Regions from separate parts of the Homo sapiens genome. Here region 2 is linked to region 1. A link is a loop called in an ENCODE intact Hi-C map of the cell type or tissue named here. Cell type or tissue: ovary. All regions are shown on one strand. Each heading gives the region's core, and the rest is flanking DNA. Links, peaks and the distances in the headings are about the cores only. Region 1 overlaps ZNF618 (zinc finger protein 618). Region 2 has its middle 130 kb from the start of ZNF618.

Region 1 (8,331 bases), core at 266-8,265:
GATTCACGTTTGGATGGAACCAGCCCTGGGCCACCTGCCGGGACTTGTGGGTTGTAGGGCAGAGTGATGATGTGGTGCCTCTGGGACCGCGGGCCCTTCAGTTGTCCTCAGGAGACCAAAGCCATTTCTTAAATAAATAGATGATCAAGGTGAGAACTCAGGTAAAGGATCCACTTGGTTCATTCGGTGACTGACAACCCAGCCGAGTGATTAAGCCGTGCTTTCCTTTACTCCTCAGTTCAGGAGGCTAATTTTGGGCAAGGGCGTGATTCTTCGAAGATATGTTTATTGTGCTTAGATCTCCCAAAAGGAGAGTAGTCAGTCAGCCTTGAAGGTTTGAAGGTCATGGTTTTTCAGGTACCGTGTTGAGAAAAGCCAGTAGCCGTTGTGTTTTTCAACAGTAGCATAAATTAGTTAGAAGCAAATTGGTCATCACGGTCTCATTGGTGATAGATATCGGCTCCACTAAATCATGGAATCGTGGCTTTCAAATCTTGCTTTCTCTCTTGCACTTTGTGGCTGGGAGTTTTTATGCCTGCGGTTTCTGCAGAGGGCGGCCCACAGGGTGTGGTACGTGGCCGGTCTCCAGCTTCAGTGTCTCTGAGTAGGCATTCAGCAAGCTATGGGACAGGCCTCAGGCTGCCTTCATGTGCCTTGGAAGACTTGTGGGTAGGGGTCACCTCTGGATTCACCAGCTGAGCAGGTCAGAGGGCATCCGGTTGGGAGCAGGAGCCTGCATGGGAGATAAGATAGTATGTGGTTGAGGAAGAAACTGTCAGTCACCTCCTGGTCCTGGAATAAGTGGCCCTTCATGTGTGTATGGGCACGTCCCTGTATGGGATTTCACCTCTGGTGCTGCATGTTGATTTTTCAGCCAGAGGTACTTGTGGCAAGGAAAGCTATTCAAAATGTGCATTATCAGCTGAGCAGTGTAAGAGTTTGCAGCCTCAATTGTGGTAAGTTTACCAGCATGCTGGTCAGAAGTCCTCCATAGATGAGTACCAGTCACCCAACGTACACAAGGATGAAGATGGAGTAGGCAGTCACTTCTCCACACAAGGCCTTTTTCAAAAGGAAGCACCTCCCCCTAAAGTGAAGTCTGATTCTGCCGTCTTGGAGGGTTAGGAGTACATCCAACCCCAGTAACTTGACAATCTCACTCTTTCCTCTGTTTTTTCACCTGTGAAATGGGAATGACAGTGCAGCCCTCACAGGGCTTTTGGGAGAATTAGAGGGAACTTGGATGTAAAGTATCTGGTCCAGTGCCTGGTACATAGGAGGTGCTCAGCGAATGAGAGCCCCCCACCCCCACCCCTTTCCCTAGACCGAGAACAGAGGGGCCTTCTGTGCCAATTTGTAGATGCTCCCTGGGACTCTCAGCCCAGGCATTTCACAGGCACATTTTGAAGGGAGGGTTGTCCTTGTAATGTTAGCTGCAGCCTCTGCAGGAAGGAGCCTGTGTCAGGAGACGTTGTTACAGTGGGATGACAGGGGTCGGGGGGAGGTGGGAATTGGGCAGGGTCTGCAGGCACTGCCTCTGGCTTCCTTTCCCATTGTCCCCATGACCATCCGCAACCCTGGCACCCACAAACTAAGCACTTGCTCTTCCGGAGCAGGGTGGACCAGGTGAGAGTGGCATTTCCCAAAGTGCATTCTCAAGATCACCAATTTTGTGAGATATTTCAGAATCTAATGTTTTAAAAATGGGGTTCTGTGGGAACCCCTCTTATGTTTGGGGAAGGCCAGGTTAAGTAAATCTAAATGGGTCTGTTTGCGGGCAGACTTTGCGGAGCCTTTGATATCTTTGGGCAAATTGTTTCTCCTTAAGAAATGCACTGGGTCAGCTGCACATCCCAAATTGACTGGTTCCCTGAGGTCTTTATCTCTGGGATCGTCCGGCATCCCCCTCATGCCTAGAGCACCTTGGAAAAGCTGGGCTGTCTTCCAGCTCGGATCATCTGTTTCAATACCTTCTGCAGGTGGGGGTGGGGGATAAAAATTCATGGTTTTCCACCTGGTTGGACCCTATCTCTGCATTGCAGGGTTTCCAGAGAGCACTTGGAAGAGGGTGGGCCCCTCAGGTAGATGGCAGCCTGTAAGCAGAGACACCCCAGTAGTCACTCAGGGGGAACCCATCCCTTCCGCTGGGGGAACAACTGACCAGACTTTGCCTGGGTTTGGCCTCTGGGGGTGTGGGGCTACCCCTGCTCTCCCTGTCACGCCATCTGTTGCAGGATACCCTCCCTGTCACCAGGGACCACCTAGCTGATGGAGCTGGAATCACCAGAAAACATGCTGTCATCATCTATGCACTTCGGTGGGGCCCGTGGCAGCAGAATCTGACAGGGAGTGGTGGGCGGTAGATCCAATGATTTGCTGTCACGGTTGTGGCTCTCCAGGAGCCAAAGATGGGAGACTCAGGCCCATTTGCCATCTGCTCTCCTGCTGGATTTCATCTTTGTGTTTTTGGGCATGTCACTCCCCCGGCCCCCGTGCCTGGGCCTCCTGGGCCCTGCCAGGAGGGTCTCTTGGGGCCCTGCCAAGGGACTAGGCCACTCAGAGGGTCCTGGGGAGATCTGGCTTGAGGTCCTGGAGCCCTCACGAGAGCTAGTTGGCCCAGCAGAGTCCTTGGCCTTCACCCAGCCTACCCCTCCCTTGAGACCTAGTGCTGACCAATCACCATTGTTTTCTTTCTCTCTCCTGTCCCCCACCCAGCAGAAAGCGCTTTCAGTCGGAGAGTAGAAGGCAAAGCACAAAACCACTTTGAAGAGACGAACAGCAGTTCGCAGAACTCCAGCGGTGAGTGTGCCCCTTGACAGCCATCCTGTGCGGTAGCTGCCAGCTTCGCCCGCTCCCCCCTGGCAGCCGCGGCAGCATCCTGTGGGCTGGGGTCTTTGTGGTGCATTATGGATCTTGTTGGGAGGAGGCTGGGAGCAGGGAATTAGAGGGAGACCACAGAGGCAGGAGGGGCCTTTTCTTCCAGGGACATTCCTCTGAGCCTTGGGCATCAGTGGACAATGCCTCCTCTCTGTCTCCCCCATGGAGAGAGCAACACCCCTCCCCATAGCCTGCGGCATCAACTCAGCTGACCCCAGATGATTGGGCCTGAGAGAGCCACTGCTATGTTTTTAGGGTAGATGTCTCAGCCAGTTTCTTTACAGGAGAAGCAAAGGAAGTGCAGTTGAGAGAGCTCTAAGAGGCCGGGCGCCGTGGCTCACACCTGTAATCCCAGCACTTTGGGAGGCCAAGGTGGGTGGGTCACTTGAGGTCAGGAGTTCGAGACCAACCTGGCCAACATGGTGAAATCCCATCTCTACTAAAAATACAGTAGCTGTAGTCCCAGTTACTCAGGAGGCTGAGGCAGGAGAATCACTTGAACCCAGGAGGCAGAGGTTGGAATGAGCCAAGATTGCACCACTGCACTCCAGCCTGGGTGACAGAGCGAGACTCTGTCTCAAAAAGAGAGAGAGAGAGAGAGAGAGAGAGAGAGAGCTGTGAGAGCCAGAGGCTCCAAGTTCTGGTCTCATTTTGGCCCTGGAGCCACTGGAACGAAGATTCCCTTCCAGCCCCTACCTGCTCAAGTGGGTTTAAACTGAGGCTCTAGGTGGTCTCTGGCGCCCCCTGACGCCTGCCTCTTCCAGGACCGCGGCAGAGCCCTAGAATGTCCAGAGCAGCAGCCAAGGGGCCTCTCCCACCAGACCCGGGGTCAGCCTGGGGGGTGCCTGGCTGGTCACCAGCAGCCTCTGTCCGAGCAGGGCACAGCAAGCTGTTCTGTACCCTGAGAGGCAGGGCAGGAGGGGAGAGGAATTCTCACATTGTGGTTACATTAGGGGAAGGCACCCACTCACTTTCTTGCATGGTTGAAATTTAATTCACTACATATTAGGTGTCAGCCTGTGCCAGGCACTGGGCTGGGCACTACTGCCTGGGTGTGGACAGGTGACGAACACATCACAACTGTCGGGGACCCTCTGAGACAGCCAGGAGCGCAGACTTGAGTGTGGAGGCATCTGCCTAGTAACAGGAGCTCCACTTCGGGCTGTTACTCACATATGAACCCCAGCTCCACCACTTACTAGCTGGTGACTTAGGCTAGTCTCTGAATTCCTCCTCTGCTGTAAAGTGGCTTGATGAACACACACAGCCCCGTGGTGGTTGTGAACATTCAGTGAGTCCCTGGCACAGATTACATACTCAGGTGTTAGGGTTTTTTGGTGGTGATAGTTGGTCATTTTTATTTTTTAAGTAAACCAAGTGATTTGATGACTGCTTTGCGGAAGGGAATGAGGTTTTGAACAACGTAATCCACCCAACCTCTCCAAGAGGTGGGCCTGAAAGGGATGGAGTGACTTGCCCAAGGCCACACAGGAATAAGTAGTAGCGCCGGGCTGGAACCGAGGTCTCCAGATGTGCCCTGTGCTCCCAGCCAAGCCATGCTGCACCCCCATGCGTCCCCTGCCCCCAGAGCTAATATTCACAATCGGGAACGATAGCGCAAGCACTGCTGCTGCTGCTGCTGCTGTTGGCAGCCACCATTGATTGAGCGCTTACTGTGTGCCTGGCATGTGTTCAGAGCTTTATATGTCTTATCTGTCTTCCTCCTTTCCACAGCCCCATGGGGGTCAATGTTATTGTTATCCCCACTTTTTGGAGTGGGAAACTGAGGCTCAGGAGAGGTGGATTGCTGCCCTAGGTCCCCCAGATTATAAGTGGTGGAGCCAGGATTCCCCATCTAGACCATCTGGCCCCGCTGTGCTGCCTGCTGCGTTTGAGGCTTGCCAACCTCTGGCAGTGCCAGGAAGTGAGGGAGAGATGCCAGCCAGCAGGAGCCCTCCAAAGCACAGCCGCTCTTGGTGGCTGCTCTGGTGTTTGGTACCAAACATCCCCACCCTGGTGCCAGAACCTAGAAGTAGCTGCCAGCTCCCTGTCCTGAAGTGAGCTGCCATGCAAGGATGTCTTCTCACCAGTACTCATGTGTCCTCACTCTTTCAGAGTGTAGGGTGTCCCGGAGGGATGGCAGTGACTTGTCTTGCCCTGCCTGGTGGCCCCAGCACCCACAGTAAACCTTGATCCTCTGAAAGGCATGGCCTCTGTGTCAAGCCTCCCTGCAACCCCACCCCAGATTGTGAGCCTTCCTCTCGGATGCTCCCCACTCCTCTGAAAGCCCCATCTGGCTCACTGGTTATTAAGAATAAAAATTATGACTATCAGCACAGAACAGCAGAACTAGAAGAGATGGCTAAACTGTTTCTCTTTTGCAGAAACTGCAAGTCCCCTGATTTCCAACCCTTTCCCTCTCCTACAGAGTAAGTGATGGTCCCGTTGGGGGGCTGGAGAGGGCAAGGCAGGGCAGGGAAGGAACTCAGCCAGCCACGTGCTCCTGGAGCCTCCAGGCTGTGTGAGATGGGCCTTGGGCTGCCCTCCCGGGCAGACCCGGCAGCTGGTGGAGGCAGGCCGAGGTCCAGCCCTGGGCGGGTGGAGCAGTTTGGACGGGGTGGGGCAGAGCCCTGACCAGCAGCAGCCTTGGCTCTGCTGCCCCAGCCCTGGCAGGAGCTCAGGCCTTCCCATTCACGGTCGTCGGGCAGCCTCAGGACACCTCTTCCGAGCCCCATCGCAGCCGTCTTTTTCTTCTTTTCCTTGCTCTTCTTCCCACCCCTCTTTCTTTTTCCTCTTCCTTCTGTCCTTCTCCCTCTTCCTTCTCTCCTCCTCCCTCTTCTCTGCCAGGCACTGACGTGAGTGCTAAGAGTAGAGAGCTGAGTGATCCAGGCCCCTGCACCCCTTGTGCCTGTTCCTACGCGTGCCCTCCCTCACTCCTCCCTCCCTCTCCTCCCTTTCCGCATCAGATCCCCACTTCCTCCTGCTTCTCTGTGGCTTTTTCCACTTCTTACCCTTTTCCTTCTTGTTTTCCTTATGTCTGTTACCTTGGTTTTTATTCATTCATACATTCATTCATTTGTTCACTTGGCAAATAGTGACCTCATGTGGTTCCAGAGAGAGAGCTGGGGCTGTGACACCCTGAGACTCAGTCTCTGCCCCAAGAGGGCCGTTGGTCTGTTGATGTTGATGTTGTCCTCCCTACCCCCATCTCAAGTGCGCCGAACAGTGGCTGGCACGCAGTAAGCACTCAATAAATAGCTGCTCAATTGAGCTAATGGTCTCTCTCTGCATGGCTTCCTCTCTCCATCATTCCTTCACCCAGCTTCTCCCTCATGGGTCTAGTGACGGGGGAGGCAGGCAGGCTGGGCCCGGAGCCCTGAGCACAGAGACCCGGTGTGTGTTTGGGTTCCCACTTGCAAAGCTGCCTGCAGCCCAGCAGAAGGTGTCTGCGTCGGTTCCACCCCTCACGTGGCTGCCGCATTTCTCCCTCCAGAACCCTACACCTGCGGCGCCTGTGGGATCCAGTTCCAGTTCTACAACAACCTGTTGGAGCACATGCAGTCCCATGCAGGTAAGTAGGATACGGCTTCTCTCCCCCTCTCCTTCCTCAGTTCCTGCAAATTGAAGAGATGGTTAGGGCCTGACCTGAGGCCCCTGGAGAAGGCCGCTCTTTCCTGGAAAATGGTCACAGGACATGGAACCTGCTTGCAGGGAGCCCCAGTCAGTCAGTTATTAACACAGGCTGGTCTGTGCTCTGCAGGTGGGGGCGGTGGGGAGGCAGCACAGGCTCTGTGGGAACACGGAGAGGTGGGACAGAGTTGAAGAGACTTCCTGGAGGTGGTGGCCTCTTGGCTGGTCCTAAAGGCCAAGTAGGAGCTAGCCTGGAAGCGAAATGTGCAGGTGGAAATGGAACATGGTTTGAGATCAAGGTGAGCAGAGACAGAAGGTGGGGATGGAGAGACATGCAGCCCAAGGCAAGCTGGGCTAAGGCCCACCTCAGAGCAGAGTCTCATTCACTAACACCCTATGTCCCAGAATGCAGTTGCGCCCAAACCTGAGGACACATCAGAATTACCAGGAGGGCTTGCTTGAGCACAGATTTCTAGGCTCCATTGTGAATTTCTGATTCTGTAGGTCTGCAGAGGTGGGGACTAGGATTTGCATTTCTGGTAAGTCTTAAGACAGTGCTGATGCTACTGGTTCAGGGACCGCCCTTTGAGAACCACTGCTCTAGAGCTACAGGTGCAGTCATCTGCTCTCTAGGCAGCCTTTTTATTACATTTCACCACGGCATAACACAAGTCTCAGGGAGACAGTATGTGCTGGAATAAGTAAATAATTCCAAATTCTCAGTGGTTAAACATACAGACCATTTACTTCTCACCCACATTATAGCCCAATGCACATGATCTAGTTGGGTGGCTTCCACATGGTGATTCAGGGATCAAGGCTCTTTTTTCTATTGGCTCCGTCCTCCTCTAGATCTTCAGCATCCTCTCTCTTTGTGGATGGGGAGAGAGACTATGGGGCAAGCACACTTCTTTACCATTTCAGACCACAAGTGACACCTGTAAATGCTCAAATTCCAGTGTGGAGAATTAGCCACATGACCAGCCTGAACCCATGGGTGGAAGCGTGTCCAGAGCCACTGTCCCGGGACAGTTGGCCACTCTGCAAAGGGAAACGTGAGTCTGGGGAGGCAGTTAGCTGTCCCTCCACCCCTTTCCCCAGAGGAATTCTCTAGAGGCATTAGAAATAATGGGTGAGACGTGCCTGACATAATGGTGCTCAGTAATTGGTAGCTGCTGTTATTTCACCTGTTATTGTTATTGTACAAATCTTTCACATCATCTCCCAGGTCTGGCCTGACTGGCATAGAGTATTACAGGACTAGAATCTCTTTTAGGCTAAGTACTGTTCTGTTAGCGTAGTCTCTATCATTCATTCATCCATCCAGCATATATTAATTGGGTATCTGCTGTATATTAGGCATGAAATCAGATGATCTTTTTGGGGAGCCTATTATTTATTTCTAATGAACTTAAAATCAGGACAGAGCTCTGGAGTGGCAGCCAAGGCACTTGCCTCGGAGACCTGCTCTAACTGGTGTGTCTGGGTGCTGTGTGACCTCCTGCAGGAAGCTGTGTCTCCATCTCTAAAGCAAGGGCCTGAAAATCCCCTTCCCCACACCACGCTTCCCGCCCCCTGCTTTCCTTTGCTGTCAGCTGTGCCTCACCAGGGAAGGCCTTGAATGCCAGCTCAAGGTGTTTAGACCCCATGGGGAAGCAGGATCCTCGGGCTAGGGACAGCAGTTGGCAGGCTGCTTGGGAACCACTGCCTGAACATATCGCTTGGTCCTGAGACTCCCACAGCACAGCCTTCTGCACTCCTCCTCTGAATCCTCGGCACTCTGCCTGCGCCCTGCCAGCTTCTGGAAGCTGAGCTGTGATTAGG
Region 2 (8,331 bases), core at 80-8,079, 290 kb before region 1:
CAGTGCTCACTGCACCCTCTCCCAACCCTGACTCCAATCCCAGTGCTCACTGCACCCCCTCCTAACCCTGACTCCAATCCCAGTGCTCACTGAACCCTCTCCCAACCCTGACTCCAATCCCAGTGCTCACTGCACCCCCTCCCAACCCTGACTCCAATCCCAGTGCTCACTGCATCCTCTCCCAACCCTGACTCCAATCCCAGTGCTCACTGCACCCATTCCACCAACCCTGACTCCAATCCCAGTGCTCACTGCACCCTCTCCACCAACCCTGACTCCAATCCCAGTGCTCAGTGCACCCGCTCCACCAACACTGACTCCAATCCCAGTGCTCACTGCACCCTCTCCACCAACCCTGACTCCAGTCCCAGTGCTCACTGCACCTTTTCCCAACCCTGACTCCAATCCCAGTGCTCACTGCACCCTCTCCCAACACTAACTCCAATCCCAGTACTCACTGCACCCTCTCCCAACCCTGACTCCAATCCCAGTGCTCACTGCACCCTCTCCACCAACCCTGACTCCAATCTCAGTGCTCACTGCATCCTCTCCCAACCCTGACTCCAATCCCAGTGCTCACTGCACCCATTCCACCAACCCTGACTCCAATCCCAGTGCTCACTGCACCCCCTCCCAACCCTGACTCCAATCCCAGTGCTCACTGCACCCTCTCCACCAACCCTGACTCCAGTCCCAGTGCTCACTGCACCTTCTCCCAACCCTGACTCCAATCCCAGTGCTCACTGCACCCTCTCCCAACCCTGACTCCAATCCCAGTACTCACTGCACCCTCTCCCAACCCTGACTCCAATCCCAGTGCTCACTGCACCCTCTCCACCAACCCTGACTCCAATCCCAGTGCTCATTGCACCCTCTCCACCAACCCTGACTCCAAGCCCAGTGCTCACTGCACCCTCTCCCAACCCTGACTCCAATCCCGGTGCTCACTGCACCCTCTCTGTGCTTCCAAACACGGAGTTTCATTACCATCAACTCACAACCCTGAGTGTGACTGTTTTCCAGGCATCCTGCTGATCTTTTGTTTTCTCTTTCCTTCTAATGGAGCATTTCCAGCTGGGGTGATTCATGGATCTGGGACCGCATGGCTCCCATTAACTTCGAGGAAAGTCATAAGGCAAAACCCACATCAATCAAGTCTCCAAATTACTCATCCATCTTTTCAGGTGACACATGGATTAAGATGAACGTGGAGTGAAGTGGGTATCATAGAATAACTATTTAGATTTATGAAAATCGTGTCAGAGCTTACACCAAGTCCCCAAATGGAAGCTTGCTCTGTTTTCACGGCATGGTTAAACTTCAGGGATAAGAGACAGAATGTCATAATAGAAAGGCCTTGAAGCTTGAAGTCTGAAGGGCTGGGACTCCCAGCTTCACTATTTGCTAGACTTTTGATCACCAGCAAGCCCTTTAACCCCTAAGAATCTGTTTTCTCGTTTTATTGTTCATCCTTCAAACAGACCAAAGAGTGAGTTATTATCCCCACTTCACAGATGTGGAAACTGAGGCACAGAGAGAGTAAGTGACTTGCTCAAGGTGATAAGACCACCAAGGAATGAAGCAGGGCTTGACACCCCTATATATGAGTCCAGAAACCTATATCCTTGTACCACTCTATCTCATAAATGAGATGGTGAGTCTAAAAGCACCAGATACTGGATAGGAGCTTAATATACCTTTACTGAATCTGAGTCTTGAGGATGAAGCCCATATCTTATCAATCCTTATTATTATTATTATTTTTGAGACAGAGTCTCACAGTGTCACCCGGGCTGGAGTACAGTGGTGTGATTTTGGCTCATTGCAACCTCCGCCTCCCGGGTTCACGAGATTCTCCTGCCTCAGCCTCCCAAGTAGCTGGGATTACAGGCGCACAGTAGGTTCTCAATTAATAGGAGTTGAGCTGCATTATTCCCCCATGGAAATGGTTCTGTTTTTATTTAATGATTTGCTTAGATGCATTTTAATATGCAGACCACAATGCTTCTTGTACAATATCTTCTGGACTGCGAGGCGCGGGCATTCATTATTTTATGAGACGCATATGTCATGCATAGCACAAGCCCTTTTCTTAAACCAACACAACATGCAAATAGAAATTTCATGTAAAATCACATTCAGACAGTCTCAAAGTAGAAACAGATGTCTGAAAAATATGAACGCCAGGCTTATTAAATATTTTATCATCAAATATTTCATACATTTCAAAAATGTCATCTGTGAAAACACAGAAATACCGCCTCAGGAGAACCAAAATATTTAATCACTTTCAAGAAATTCTTAAAAATAAGTCTTCACCTCAGAACTATTCCAGGCAGAGAACAAATTTCCAGGTGCTGCAAGCTATATTTATTATATTTTCATCAAAATCAGTAACCTAGTTGAAGGAGATACAGTAATCAGTAAGGTCATTATTAGGTAAGATAATGACTTCTGAATGAATTCTCTCATTAATCTCATTACAAAATGGTAATGGTACCTGACTAATCATGCCGGAGGGGAGAGCTGTGTTGAATCAGAGCAAAATTAAGGCTGTAATCCCAGAGCTGCCCCCACCGTTTCTTCATGAAAGCCTCACTTGGGGTTTCGGGATGGGCTGGAAGCCTCTGACAGGGCAGCCTGTTGATCTGAAGGTTGGGGCACCCCATGTGGCCAGGGGGAGAGTGAGATGGCTGAGTAGCAGTCAGGAAAACCAGCCTCTTCCTGCTTCTGTTGCTAACTTCCTGGGTTCCTTCGGAGACGTCATGCCTTCCTCTGGGTTCAGTTTCTGGGTTTTCTGATTTTTGTTCCCTGCTTCCACCCTTGCCCCTTTTATAGAGTCCATTCTCTACCCAGGAGCCAGCATGGCCCTGAAACTCATAAGCGTGGTCATGTCATTCCCAACAACGTTGTGCGTTTCACCCAGAGAAGGGGCCGTATTCCTACATGGACCACACCCCCTGTGTCACCTGCCTCCATTGCCTCTCTGACCTTATCTTCTACCATCTTTCCTGTCACTTGCTTCCCTTCAGCAACACTGACCTCCTTGCTGTTCCTGGGACACTGCAGGCATGTGCTTGCTGTTCCCTCTGCCTGGATTGTCCCCACCCCCATCCCATGTGTCCACATGACTCACCTCCTTCCCTCTTTCAAGTCTTTGCTCGAAGGTCACCTTCAGCAATGCCTACCCTGACCACCATATCGAACCCTGCAAACTCTGCATCAGCACCCCAATCTATGTTTTCTTTCTCTATGTCCTCACTGCCTTCTGACACACTATTGTTTCTTGTCTGTGTCTCTCACCCCCACCCCTCCCACCCCTGTTGGAATGTACGTCTGAGAGCTGGGATCCTGGTAGACTCATTGACATGCCCGGCACGTAGCCGATATGCAATAACTCTGATAAATGTGGAATTTATCACATGCTTGTAGATTCCCAATGTTGCTGGACACTAAGGGAGGAACCCCAGTGTGTGAGACCGATGACCAGGGACGACTAAGTGTGCATTCACTGCAGCGAGGTCCTCTGTTGGTGGGGCTGGCTTTGCTTTTTCATCCTGTTAGAAATTGGAGCCTCATCAAGTTCCTTTATTCCGATGAGAGCTAGCCTGAGTACACACATTCTTGGTGGCAGTGTCTGGAGTCAGAGAAATCTCAACAGCCAGGAGAGCTGGGCCAAATGGAGTGAGATGGAATTGACAGAGGTGAAAAGGAAGCCTTGTTCCGGGCTCCAACCCCAGTGTGCAGGTGCAGGGTGTGGGTGATGGGGGTTCCACAGGCACACGCATGCAAAAACCTCAAGGGTCTCAGCAGATGGGAATTCAGGCTGTTTGAATAGATTCCTCATGACAAAAATAAGACAGGTAGCAATCTCATACTAACCCTCACTGGTCCAACCACCTAGAATCAAGTCAGTTCTGCGGTTTACATTGGTGCCAAAGATAAAATGGAACATGGCGTGGTGGGGAGGTAGTTTTCATTAAATGCTCGATGAGTTAAGCTCTGAATTAACACATGAATATATTTGTTTCTGTGTGCCCCATTTTATGGGGATGCAATAATAAATTGTCCAGAGCTAACAGGGGGCCTGAAAACCATACCACCGAAGGGACAATGAAAAAAACAAAGGGAAGTTTAACCTGAATAACAGAAGGCAGGGTGAGAATAGGCCCCGTCTTTAGTAACTGCAGGACCAGCACGTGAAAGCTGGATTACTTTAATATGGCTTTAGAACAGGGATTGCTGGTAACCAATCCAAGTGCCACCACGTGCCACTTCCAACCCAGTGGCAAACATCATTAATCAATCATAAATACTTTCCCATAAAGCCAGACCAAGTCTCAGAACCCTTCTCAACACAGTGTCCCAAACTCCCTCACCCAAATTGAACGAACACACAAGGTAAAATAAAATTGTGATACTTTGCCTAGAACAATGATTGAGAGCTCGTTAACATTAAGAAAAACACATTTTGCTAGACGCGAAGATGGAGTATCCTGGGATGGGATGGGGGGGCAGTGAGTTTCTAGACCATTATTGTTTAAGAAGAGGTTGTTTCTCTCCCTTCCTTCCCATGATGGTGTCCAGTGACAAGGTTGGCATCTGAGCTCTCATTGGTACACGGGACGCATTTCCAGTGTTGAGAGCTCAGACCTGTAGTTATATCTAACAAAGCGCCTTAACAGCTAAGGATAGTGATTAGTGCTCAAAAACAGCAGGCACAAGGCCCTTCAATGCAGTGAACGGTGCCCTGGAAATGCTTCCTGATTGCTCCCAGGAAGTTCTGCCATTTTCCCCTGCTAACCAGGTCCCAATGTCAACAGCTCTTGCCAGTACTACATTCCTTGGATTTTGGCTCATATACTACTTAATGTCCAGGTTCAGCGGTTCATCTCGTAGCACCCCTGCCCCAGGGCCCTTTTGCCAGTGACTATGGGTGTCTGTGGTGAGCCTACACCCTGGCAACTTCAGCCGTGTTTCCTGCTAGGGCATATGGGAACTTCCAGCTCCTCTATGTGATGGAGAGAAAGGAACTGGGCTCTCTCTCAGCCTAATTATACCACACCTGAATTCCTTTCAGCTGCCCATGTTGGTGCAGGAGTGCTCTTAAAGGTTCTGCCTCCCAGAGTAATGAAAGATACAATGGAGCATAAGTGTATTCTCCCTTCAACTTTCCACCTATGATATCCACAAGACCTTTCTGCCACCTATTCCTTCCCTGCCCCATCCTGGGATTTCCACTGTAAAAGAGAGCCAGGACACTTGAGTCTCTTCTTGGCATATTTCCTCCTCTCTCCTCATTTTTCCTTTCCTTCCCCTTTCTGTCTGATGGGAACTTACCTTATCAATCATCATCTTCTCTATAATGCGACTTTATAGAAAAATTGCACAATCTGAGATCATCAGCCTCTGTTCTTGATGGTAAAGAAGCATTTAGAATTTAAAGAACTTTAATCTTTCTCAACAAAGCCTATCTTTTAAGCTATTGCCTCAAAACTCTAGTCTGATTTAAAGTAGAACAATGACTTTTTTGGCCTAAACGCTAGGTGGTACACACATCTGTTTCTGAAGAAATAAAGATCATTGAGTGAATGGAAAGCCACAGGACATATGACTCGTGGAAGGAAAAACTTGATTTTCTATCTTAAAAAGTTGTTTTCTATGGAATAACCAAAGTGTATAAGAATATTTGTGTTTGGGGGTGTTCACTATAGTATTATTTGTCGTTAAAATAAAATTGGAAGCAACCTGAATGTCCACGAAAAGGGGATCAGTTAAGTTGGGGTTTTTAATGTTATAGGATATTGTTCATTCACATGGGTAAAATTTTGTAGTATTAGATGAAGAAAGCATATTATAAAATAGCATATTCAATATGACTTTGTAAAAAAGTATATAACTGTCTATCTCCGGATGATAAAATGAGTGATTTTTAAAATGTTCTTCTTTGAGCTTTTTTATATTTTTGAAATTACTATTGAACATCTGTTAGTTTTGTGGTCAGAAACGAATGACAAATGCTCTGTTTATTTTATGGAGAAGAAAATACAGATGATCTCTTGATGGGGATGAGAGGGCACAGAGGATGCTGTGACCATTCTAGTCTCTCTAAGTCCAGAGACTCTAGTTCTGTGATGCCCCCAACTTTGACCTCTGGCTGTGTGGTATGATGACAGAGTGGAAAGGTCCACTCCAGGTTTGGTGGTTCCCAAGCCCTTGGACAATAGCCAGTGCTCCAACAAGTACAGAAAGTGCCTGCTCCCAACGAAGCCTTCCCACCATAGCAATACTCCAGTTGATTACAGAACTATGATGCCAAGAGAGCTTTCTGCCTGTGCTCAAGCCTTGAGTACGCTGGAGCTTCAATCTTTTATGAAACAGCTTTTCGTTTCTTCTTTCTTTACCAAGGGCTTTTACAAGCCACTGAGTGGTTCTTTGTGCATCAATTTTTAATCTTGTTAAGGTTTCTTTTTCCACTTGACCAGTCCTCAGTTTATAAATAACACATCAAAAATTTGCTCCAATTCTTTCTGTAGGCTTTGTTTGCGTTTGTTTAAAAATGGTCTCCTATTGAGAAGGAAGAAAGTGGTGAACACATCACTGTCTGCCTGTGTCCTCCCCCATATACAGACTTTCCATGGCTCCCTATGCCAGTCAGAGCAAGCCCAGACTTCTCCACGTAGCACTCAAGGCATGCCATGACCTGGCCTAACCATCTTTTCTAGCTCAGTTCCTCCCATCATTCTCCCAACACACCCCAGAAGCCAGGAACAACTGCTGTTCCAGGCCGTGTTCCACCTTACAGTCTTCCTCCCTGTGCTCACCCCACGTCCTCTATTGGGAGTGCCTGAAAAGACCTGGAGTGATTTTGATTTAACATGTTTCTGTATGGTTCTCTGTGAGTTATGTTTCAGTTTCTGACATGCTAGATTTGCCTAGTTCCCTTGTAGATATGGCTATAGTTTAATAGAGTCTGGACTTGAAGATCAGACAGATCTGTGTTTGAATTACACTCTGTGGCATTGGTCAAGAATTGATAGCTTCATTCATCTATTCATAAAATGGAGAGAGTAATGCCCACCCAACAGATCAGTTATAAGAATAGAATACTATTGCTTATGTAAAACTATGGAGTAATGGGCCTGGTACATAGGAAGAGCTCAAAAATTATGAAATCTGGGTCTTAGGCAATATTTGTATATCCAACTGCTCAAGTATGTTTGAAACACCTGTATGCTCACCACCTAGATTCAACAGTTGTTAACATTTGGTCATATATGCTTTATCTATCTATATCTATTCATCTAGCCATCCATTATCTACATATCTATCTGTCCGTCTTCTATCAATTTAGAGCTATGTAACCATCTCTCTCTCTTTTCTTTGGGGGGCGGGCTGTAGTACTTGAAAGAAGTTGCAGATATAATTCTTCAACACTCATGCATCTAAAAATAAGAACATTCTCTTACACAACCAAATGCCACTTTGAATCTAAGAACATTCACAATAATCCTATATTATCTAATATCAAGTCCTCATTAAAATTTCCCAATTGTCCCCAAAATGTTTTTATAGTTTGCCCCTAACCAAGATCCAATTAAGGTTCACATATTGCATTTGGTTGTTATATTTCCTCTGTCTCCTTTAATCTTGAACATCTCTCACCTAGGCCTTTATTGACTTTTGAAAATATTAGGCTACTACTGTCTTGTAGAATGTTTCACATTTTGGAGTTTCCTGCTTGTTTCCTTGTCACATCTTTTAACATTTTACCCCCATCTCTTGTATTTTTCATCAACTAATTGGCATAGATTATAGATCCCCCTAAAATGGCCAGGTAAAGACTTCATTCTTTCATTACCAAGTTTCAGAGTAAGGAGTTGGGGTAACAGTCCCTTTGGTGCTGGCCTCCGAGTTTCCCTCTTCTCTGTCTCTTTTTCTCTCTGTTTTTCTCTCTTTTAAAGTATTCACTAAGATCTCTTGGATCTTTTTTTCTTCTATCCATCCCTCTATCCATCCATAAATTCATCTAGGTATGATGTAACGATCCAATTTTATGATTTCCCAAGTGACTAGTTGTCCTATATCATTTGTGTTAAAGTTCATATTTCTCCAAAGATTTGAGATTCCTCCTTCAGTAACATCAAATTTCCATGTGTAGTGGGTCTATTTCTGGTCTTTTTATCCTGTTCTATTGATATATCTGTTAAATTATGTGTTAATACTATATCATTATAATTTTAGAGGTTTTCTTATATATTTTAGTATCTGAGAGAACTAGCTCCTCTGGCTATTGCTCTACATTCTTGATGTCTTCCTGGCTGTTCTTGT

What was found. A loop is a pair of places that touch in the nucleus more often than their neighbours do. Peaks named below come from ENCODE experiments on the same cell type or tissue, not always from the same donor. Only the 100,000 strongest peaks of a DNase experiment are listed, where the experiment ranks them.
Region 2: a loop joins it to region 1, with 2.1 times the contacts of the local background. A loop is called at or near these places in 39 of 110 quality-filtered maps.

What each region holds. Positions count from the first base shown.
Region 1 is chr9:114,029,930-114,038,260 of GRCh38, forward strand. ZNF618 (zinc finger protein 618) reads left to right here. Exons shown (of 15, transcript NM_001318042.2): 12 at 2,716-2,799; 13 at 6,371-6,448. Among named protein-coding and RNA genes, the nearest start is that of AMBP, 44 kb to the right of the region's middle. In ovary, for the core only: no CTCF peak of the experiment used is centred there; DNase peaks (open chromatin) are centred at 3,652 and 5,502.
Region 2 is chr9:113,740,009-113,748,339 of GRCh38, forward strand. No RefSeq gene overlaps it. Among named protein-coding and RNA genes, the nearest start is that of ZNF618, 130 kb to the right of the region's middle. In ovary, for the core only: no CTCF peak of the experiment used is centred there; no DNase peak of the experiment used is centred there.